Regions from separate parts of the Homo sapiens genome. Here region 2 is linked to region 1. Evidence: chromatin loops called from intact Hi-C (ENCODE). Cell type or tissue: CD4-positive, alpha-beta T cell. All regions are shown on one strand. Links, peaks and the distances in the headings refer to the core of each region. The heading gives the core; the rest is flanking DNA. Region 1 has its middle 38 kb from the start of MKX. Region 2 has its middle 91 kb from the start of MPP7-DT.

Evidence for each region. Hi-C counts contacts between places; a loop is a spot of excess contacts. Peaks named below come from ENCODE experiments on the same cell type or tissue, not always from the same donor. Only the 100,000 strongest peaks of a DNase experiment are listed, where the experiment ranks them.
Region 2: a loop joins it to region 1, with 7 times the contacts of the local background. A loop is called at or near these places in 10 of 110 quality-filtered maps.

Annotation. Positions count from the first base shown.
Region 1 is chr10:27,781,796-27,786,190 of GRCh38, reverse strand. It overlaps the pseudogene RN7SKP132. Among named protein-coding and RNA genes, the nearest start is that of MKX, 38 kb to the right of the region's middle. In CD4-positive, alpha-beta T cell, for the core only: no CTCF peak of the experiment used is centred there; a DNase peak (open chromatin) is centred at 2,340; H3K27me3 peaks cover 321 bases.
Region 2 is chr10:28,391,610-28,396,004 of GRCh38, reverse strand. No RefSeq gene overlaps it. Among named protein-coding and RNA genes, the nearest start is that of MPP7-DT, 91 kb to the right of the region's middle. In CD4-positive, alpha-beta T cell, for the core only: a CTCF peak has its summit at 1,871 (motif pointing right); a DNase peak (open chromatin) is centred at 1,854.

The sequences.
Region 1 (4,395 bases), core at 216-4,215:
ACCCAAGGGAATAAGAAAGGCCACTGCTTAGTTGGAAGTAACCCCATCACAGGGCTTTACATTAAATTATAGAAGAAAGATCAGAACTCATTCACCAAATCCGACTAACCTGGTACTTCCTGAGCACTCTTTTGCTGTCCAGAGCCTCGGGCTTCCAAATAGAGCCAGAACGGCAGGCCCAGCCCTCCACATTCTGAGGTCTCAGGTAAGTAAGAAGCAACCCAAGATGGCACACCAACATTGAGATGAAAGAGAAAGCCTTATTAGATCTGCCTGTGGTGAAGAAATAACATAGCAACCATAGAAATACCCGACAGCAAAGAAAATAATAGAAAGGATTATAGAAAGATAACATGTGAGCAATCCTTGGTCATAAAATACACAATAGCAATACAGAAGAAAACTCTGTATAAAATAGGACTATGTGCTATACAGAACATGCAAAGGACATAATCAGGAAAAATACCAATATTTTAGAACCATGGAAATTGTGATTTCAAAAATGACAGTACATGAAAAATATGCAACAACACTAAAAAAGGCTCCTAGTGTAGTGCTAACTGGAGAGATATGCAGGCATATATACTATAGGGTTACAGATATATATTTAATAGAATTATAAGAAAATTCCTGAGCCTGATAAAATTGTTTTAGCCATGTGTAGTGGAGTTCATCTGTAATCCCAGCTACTCAGGAAGCTGAGGTTGGGGCATTCCTTGAGCCCAGGAGTTCGGGATCAGCCTGGGTGACATAACAAGACCTCATCTATAAAATAAAATAAAATAAAATAAAATAAAATAAAATAAAATAAAATAAATTGTATTGAGGTGATTAGTCAATGCATCTTTTTTTCCTTCTTTTTATGTTTGTACATTTTACAAGTTTTCTATAAAATGCATGTATTACTTTTGTAGTGAAAACCATAATAAAACATATATTTTTAAAAATAATGGTTTCTAAGTGCCACTGTTGTGGGACATGCTTGTGCATAGGTCAAGTTTTATGTGGTCAGTGTGTAGCAGCAAGCAATTTTCAGTCTAAATGGCAGACTGAATAAAACTACGTGTGGATTTATTACCCTTTCTCCCCAAATCTCATTGAAATTCCAAAACAGATAAACAGTAGAAGGAATGAATACATAACAGTGCTGCAAACCAACAAAGAATAGCATCAACAAGCCAAATACTGTGAAGAATTTCTGTAGGACACAAAGCAAACACGACTGGATTTATGGGGAAACCAGAGCCCAGCCTTCCTAACTCCAATCACATATAGCAGAGGACTACCAGAGAAGCAAGTTACCATCTTCCCATCAAGAACTGTAGGCTAGAGTCAGCAGGGCCATGGATCCAACATGAGCCACACACTATTGAACGGATACCTGATTAAAATGTTGCAGAAGAACTAGGCTAGTATCATACAGAAATGGTGGCATTTTTCACCAGGATAAAGCCTAAAAAACAGTTCTCTAAATAAAGCAGAGGGATGAAAACTGTGAGTTCCTTGTGGAGCCAAAGGCTAAAAATGGTTATTGGGGGAAAAAAAGTAGTGGAAGAAAATTCCATACTTAAGAAAGACAAATTTTTCAGATAAAAAGATACCCACTAGCCAAAAAAAGCTGAGCAAAAATAACAAAAACATAGAGCAAGAGAGACAGTTAGGCATAGCCCGAAAAAGACGAAAAGCTACCCAAAATATCTTGCAAGGCTAATATAGCCTTGAAACCAAAACTGGACAAGTACAATAGAAGACTAAAGAAGAAACTAGTTCCACCCTGGAACATAGATGCAAAATCAAATCAGCAATGTATAAAATACTCATACAGAATGACATTAAAGAGTATGTCCCATTAATAATAAAGTGTTTCAATGTTAGAAAAAAAACCTAATTATGTGGTCAAACACCTTAAAATATTAAAGTAGAAAAACACATTTCTATCACTGAGAAAATTTTTGGGAAAATTCAAATGTGCATAATTAATAATAAACAAACCTAGAAAATTAGGAATGGAAGGTAGAAAAAACAATGAGTGTCTCCTCATCAGTCAGCTTCACTTCTTCCTAAAAGAACCTCACCTTTATTCACTGTCCTCTGATGGCAATTGTGGTGGTTCTGAAATATGTCCACAAATTCCTTACCACTCCTCTGTTCAAGAGATGGATTGCATGCTTGGTCAAAGAGGACGACCTTCCCTGATAGAGGAGGTCCCTTCTTTGGTCAAGGGTGTATGAGTAGCTGCACTCCCCTGCTAGAATCTCCAGACAAGCTCTCAAGAAGCAGAGCCTAACTAGTGACTCAATTCTGATGAATCAAGTGGAAGTGACAGTCATGAAGGGCAGTGCAGCCCCCTCCTGGATCTCTTGTGTAGTGCTTTCTTTAGGGGAAGTTAGTTGCTATGTCATGAGCAGCCCTTTGGAGAGGCTCACATGGCAAGGAACTGAAGACCCCAGCCAACAGTCCTCAAGGAACTGTGGCCCCCAGCCAAAAGCCAGCAAAGAACTGAGGCCCCAGCCAATAGACAGAAAGGAACTGAGGCCCCCAACCAATAGTCAGCAAAGAACTGAGGACCCCAGCCAACGGCCAGCAAAGAACTGAGGCCCCCCAACCAACAGGCAGCAAAGAACTGAGGCCTCCCAACCAACAGGCAGCAAAGAACTGAGGCCCCCGGCCAATATGCAGCAAGGAACTGAGGCCCCCAGCCAACAGCCAGCAAAGAACTGAGGCCCCCAGCCAATAGGCAGCAAGGAACTGAGGCCCCCAACAAGTAGCAAAGAACTGAAGACCCCAGCCAACAGTTATCAAGGAACTTAGGCACCCAACCAATAGGCAGCAAAGAACTGAGGCCCCCAGCCAATAGACAGCAAGGAACTGAGGCCCCCAGCCAATAGCCAGCAAAGAATTGAAGACCCCAGCCAACAGCAAAGAACTGAAGACCCCAGCCAATGGTCAGCAAAGAGCTGAATCCCCCAGCCAATAAGTAGCAAGAAACTGTGGCCCCCAACCAATAGGCAGCAAAGAACTAAGACACCCAACCAATAGGCAGCAAAGAACTGTGGCCCCCAGCCAACAGGCAGCAAAGAACTGTGGCCCTCAACCAACAGGCAGCAAAGAACTGAGCCCCTTAGCCAACAGCCAGCAAGGAACTGAGGTCCCTGGCCAACAGCCATGTTGGTGAACCATTTTGGAAACAGATCCTCCAGCCCCAGTCAAGCCTTCAGATGACAGCCACCCCATCTGACACCTTTACTGCAACCTCATCAAAGATCCGGAACAACAACTATGCAAATAATCAATTCCCAGATTCCAACTGTCACAAACTGAGTGAAGTAATAAAAGTTTGTCGTTCTAAGCTACTAAATTTGGAGATATCTGAGTAATTTGTTGTGTCACAATAGATAACTAAAACAGTCTTCTGGGAAAGGCTAGACTTCTCAGCCCTGAGGATAAATCTATTATTTATTTAAGTTGACAAGTAAAAATTGTACAGATGTATTGGGTACAGCATGTATTTTATTTTATTTTATTTTATTTCATTTTATTTTATTTTATTTTAATTTTATTTTTGGGGGACACAGTTACACTCTGTTTTCCAGACTGAAGTGCAGTGGTGCAATCTTTGCTCACTGCAACCTCTGCCTTCCAGGTTCAAGCCATTCTTGTGCCTCAGCCTCCTGAGTAGCTGGGAATACAGGCATATGCCACCACACTTGGCTAATTTTTTAAATTATTAGTAAAGATGGGGTTTCCCCATGTTGGCCAGACTGGTCTTGAACTACTGCCTCAAGTGATCCACCCAGCTTGGCCTCCCAAAGTGCTGGGATTATAGGTGTGAGCCACTGCACCCGACCAACATGTTGTTTTAAAATATGTATTCATTATGGAACAGTTAAATTGAGCTAATTAGCATATGTGTTACCTCATATACTTATCTTTTTTGTGGTGAGAGCACTTAAAATCTACTCTCTTAGCAATTTTCCAGAATACAATACATAGTTATTAACTATAGTCACCAGCACTTTGGTCCCAGTACTTTGGGAGGCCAAGCTGGGTGGATCACTTGAGGCAGTAGTTCAAGACCAGTCTGGCCAACATGGTGAAACCCCATCTCTACTAATAATAAAAAAATTAGCTGAGTGTGGTGTCATGCGCCTGTATTCCCAGCTACTCGGGAGGCTGAGGCACAAGAATGGCTTGAACCCGGAAGGCAGAGGTTGCAGTGAGCCAAGATTGCACATCTGCACTCCAGTCTGGAAAACAGGGTGTAATGTTGTATAATAGATCTCTTGAATTTACTCTTCCTATCTACCCAAGGGAAAATCCTCACTGAAGCATGTTAATTATGGCAATCTCATTGCTTAGACAATTTTGGATAGTGAAACATTAGTGTAAATATGC
Region 2 (4,395 bases), core at 181-4,180, 610 kb before region 1:
GAGGTGGAGGTTGCAGTGAGCTGAGATCGTGCCACTGAACTCCAGCCTGGGTGACAGAACGCGACAATGTCTCAGAAAAAAAAAAAATGTTGGTTATTTAGTATTCCTATTACATAACTGTTCAAAATGAAATTGACCCCGAAATTAGATCATCGTGGGAATTATTAAACTCTTACAAGCTCTCAACTTGGTTCAAATCAATTGAAAATATCGAGCATCAATCAAGTGCAAGTCACACTGCTCTCATAGCAGACGAATTCTGGAATGTCTGCCTCATTCCCAAATTAAATGCCCTCTGCCACTCCACCTACCCCCCACAATACACAAGGGGGCTTCTGGCATCCTGGTTGATTTTTTGACTAAGTGGGCACTTAACTCAAATGAGGCTTGCCAGAATCACCTGTTGATAATTTAAATTGGGAAAATAGAGAAAGAGAGAGAGGCAGGGAAGGAGAAGTAGTGGAGGAGAAGAAGGAAAAGAAGGAAGAGGAGGAGGAGAAGACAGTGGAAGATAAAAAGAAAAAGAGATTAGTTTGTTTATGTGACTTGTAGCTGTACCATATAAATGTGAGAGCAAAGAGTGGGCATTTTCTGCCATAAAGTGTGTGGCCAGAGTAAGTCATAAGCCAGCACGCAAAGACAGAATGAACCAGAAAAATCAATGCATATATTTAATGCATTATTTTTCTCCAAAATCTGTTATAATCAATGCACTTTAGAATGTGAGAAATTCAACTGGACGTGGTGGCTCACACCTGTAATCCCAGCACTTTGGGAGGTGGAGGTGGGCAGATCACTTGAGGTCAGGAGTTCGAGACCAGCCTGGCCAACATGGTGAAACCCTGTCTTTACTAAAAATACAAAAGTTAGCCAAGCGTGTTGGTGCACACCTATAACCCCAGGTACTTAGGAGGCTGAAACAGGAGAATCACTTGAACCCAGGAGGCAGAGGTTGCAGTGAGCCGAGATTGGGCCACTGTACTCCAGCCTGGGTGACAGAACAAGACTCAAGAACAAAACAAGAAACAAAAAACAACAACAACAAAAAATCCAACAACCCCCCAAAACAAAAGAAAATGTTGCCAGGTGTTACCAGTATTTAACACTGAGAGTTAAAGTTATAAGTTATTTTTACTTCTATTATTATTATTATTTTGTTAGTAGGGTTGGGGTCTTGCTATGTTGCCCAGGCTGATCTTGGACTCCTGGCCTCAAGCAACCCTCTCACCTCGACCACCCAAAGTGCTGGGATTACAGGCGTGAGCCACTACACCCGGCCTTTTTACTTTCTTATTTAGACTTTTTCTATACTTGGTGAATTTTTTTACAATTAGAAAATCACTTGAGTTGTTTCCTTCCGAGCAAAGGAAAAGGATCTATAAATGTGAGCATAAAAAATGTGAACAAATGACTTCTCTATGGGTCACAGGGTGAATTAAATAGGGTTTACATTTTCCCAGAAATTAAAAAAAGATTCGTCAGACTATGATTTTTTAATGAAAAATTTTAATATTATATAACTTTCCCTTTACACCAAGTTAAAAAAAAAAGTCGTTATGTTGAACAAGCAAGATTCCTGGGGTGTGATCTGCAAACACTTTCATTCTCCCATGCCCCACACCATCTGCTCATGCCCATTCTGTGGGGGTAATTTGTGGGTTCTTCAGAGCCCTCTCTCACAAGCTGTTCTCTAGATTCATGCAGAATTGCATCTTATGTCTCTGATTCTGGGAGGACAGATTTAGCCTCCCTCTGATAAGATCTCCTGGCCCCAAAGGATTTAAGAAAACCCCAGGTGGGCTCTGCGTGGCCACATCTGGCCCATAGAATACGCTCCCCTTAGATCTGCCACTAGAGGGCGCACAGGCACTTCCCAAACTTACCTCTTCCCCTGCCAAGGATTTTCAGCTACGCTGTTGCCTGTAGATTACTTTTGAAGCACACATCAAGCTCCATCTGTATGAGACAGTTGTCAAGCTTCCCATGTGGTGGAGAGACGTTCACAGCACATCCGTCATACCCTCCAGAGACACCTTGTTTAATCTCTACCTGCAAGTATTTCATAACTTCCAGGTGGGATCTCGGTAAAGGGTAACAAAACTGTTTTTAAATATCTGCTTTGCAAGTTCTGACTGTGTGTCCTGGCACCTCACTTTGCAAAATGGAAGTAGCTAACATCATCATCTTGGGGGCTCTGTAGAAACAGATTGGTAATGTCTGATCTTAGCATCCTGGCCAGGTGCCGTGGCTCACGTCTGTAATCCCAGCACTTTGGGAAGTGAAGGCGGGTGGATCACTTGAGGTCAGGAGTTCGAGACCAGCCTAGCCAACATGGTGAAACCCCATCTCTACTAAAAATACACAAAAAATTAGCCAGGCGTGGTAGCTCACACCTGTAATTTTAGGCACTTGGGAGGCTGAGGCAGGAGAATCACTTGAACCTGGGAGGCGGAGGTTGAAGTGAGCTGAGATCACTCCACTGCTTTCCAGCCTGGGTAACAGAATAAGACTCCATCTCAGGAAACAAACGACGACAAAAACAAATAATAAAACCATCCTGTTATACGAAGACTCACATACATAGAATCCTATTAGTGTTTTGTCATTTTATTTCTGGAAAGAAGAAGGGGAAGGAAAGATAGAGAACAGATGGAACTTTAAATTTTCCTGAGCATCTATTACTAGAAATTTTCCATCAATTTCTAATTTAACTTTTTTTTTTTAAACGGAATGTTCTGTTTTCTCAGATGCCTTTTCTGTGTCAATGGAGATTATGACTTTGTTCCTAATCTATTAATAAGGTAGGTTATATTAAACAATGATAGCTGCTATGCCAGGCTCTTTGAAATATACATATTTGGGATGATATTATCCTAGAGTTTACAAATGGGAAAACTGAAGCTCATGAAAGTGAAGTGAAGCAGCCATCACAAGGTTAATGAGAATTACTAGCCAGCTCTAGGCAGAATTATAGTTAGGCCTTGGCCAGGGTGTTCTGATACACTTCAAACCACCTCCCTGCAGCTGCTAACTATCCAAGAGGCATGTAGCATGCTGACCACCTGCTCCCCATTGTCCCTATAGGTAGAATCTTTGGCACTGGACCTTTATTTATTTATTTATTTATATGTTTTTTAGAGACAAGGTCACACTCAGTCATCTAGGGTGAAGTGCAGTGGTGCAATCGTAGCTCACTGCTGCCTCTAACTCCTGGATTCAAGTGATCCTCCTGCCTCAGTCTCCTGAGTAGCTACTACTACAGGTGTGTGCCACCATGCCCAGCTAATTATTATTATTATTTTTTTTTTGTAGAGGTGGGATCTCCCTACATTGCCCAGGCTGGTCTTGTACTTCTGGCCTTAAGCAGTCCTCCTGCCTTGGCCTCCCTAAGTGCTGGGATTACAGGTGTGATCCACCACTCCTGGCTGCTACTGGACCTTTTTACCTAAGAATTGCTTAAGATATTTTTTCTGATCCTGAATTCCAGCAAAATAGCTGACACCATCCAGTTTGAAGACCCCCATCAAGTAGCCACCTCAGCACGGGGATGCAGTTTCTTCATCTCCCTGCCCCGTGACTCCATCCGTCACTTCTCAACCAATGAGCAACTGCCATGCTTTAGCCCATCACCTGTCTAGACTCCTTACAAACCCCATACCCAAACCTTGTGGGGAGGTGGATTTGAGGTTTGCTCCCATCCTGTCATCCAGCGGGGCTATGATTATTATTATTAAACTCTTTCTCTGCTGTGACCCCTGGAGTCTTGGTATATTGGTTCACTTTGCATTGGGCAACAAACCTATGACAGTTGTACAAGCTTACACAGCTCAGGAGTGATGGGTGGTCCTGGTCCCACTGACTGGAAATGCCACGATTTTTCTACTTTAACTATACTTCCTTTCATGACTATTTCATGGTCAATTACTAATCTACATGGTAAATCAATGGCTTTTTAAAACAAATAAAACAATTGACCAGAGTATTATTTTTAAAAGATTTCTAAAAGCACACATTTTAAAGAGGAAATGCTAGATAAGCATCAATCCCTTTTTTAGTTCTGTTGTCAGAGGCCTGTATCTAGGCTACTTCTATAAGGCAAAGTTCTTCAAAGACCAACTGTTGCAGAATCACCTATGGCAGGAGGTCCCTAACCTTTCTGGTACTAGGGACCAGTTTTGTGGAAGACAATTTTTCCATGGACTGGAGGCTGGGGATGGTTTGGGATGATTCAAGCACATTATATTTATTATGTACTTTATTTCTATTATTATTATATTGTAATATATAAGAAATAATTATATGACTCACCGTAATGTAGAATCAGTGAGAGCCCTGAGCTTACTTTTCAGCAACTAGATGGTCCCATCTCGGGGTGATGAAGGATAGTGACAGATC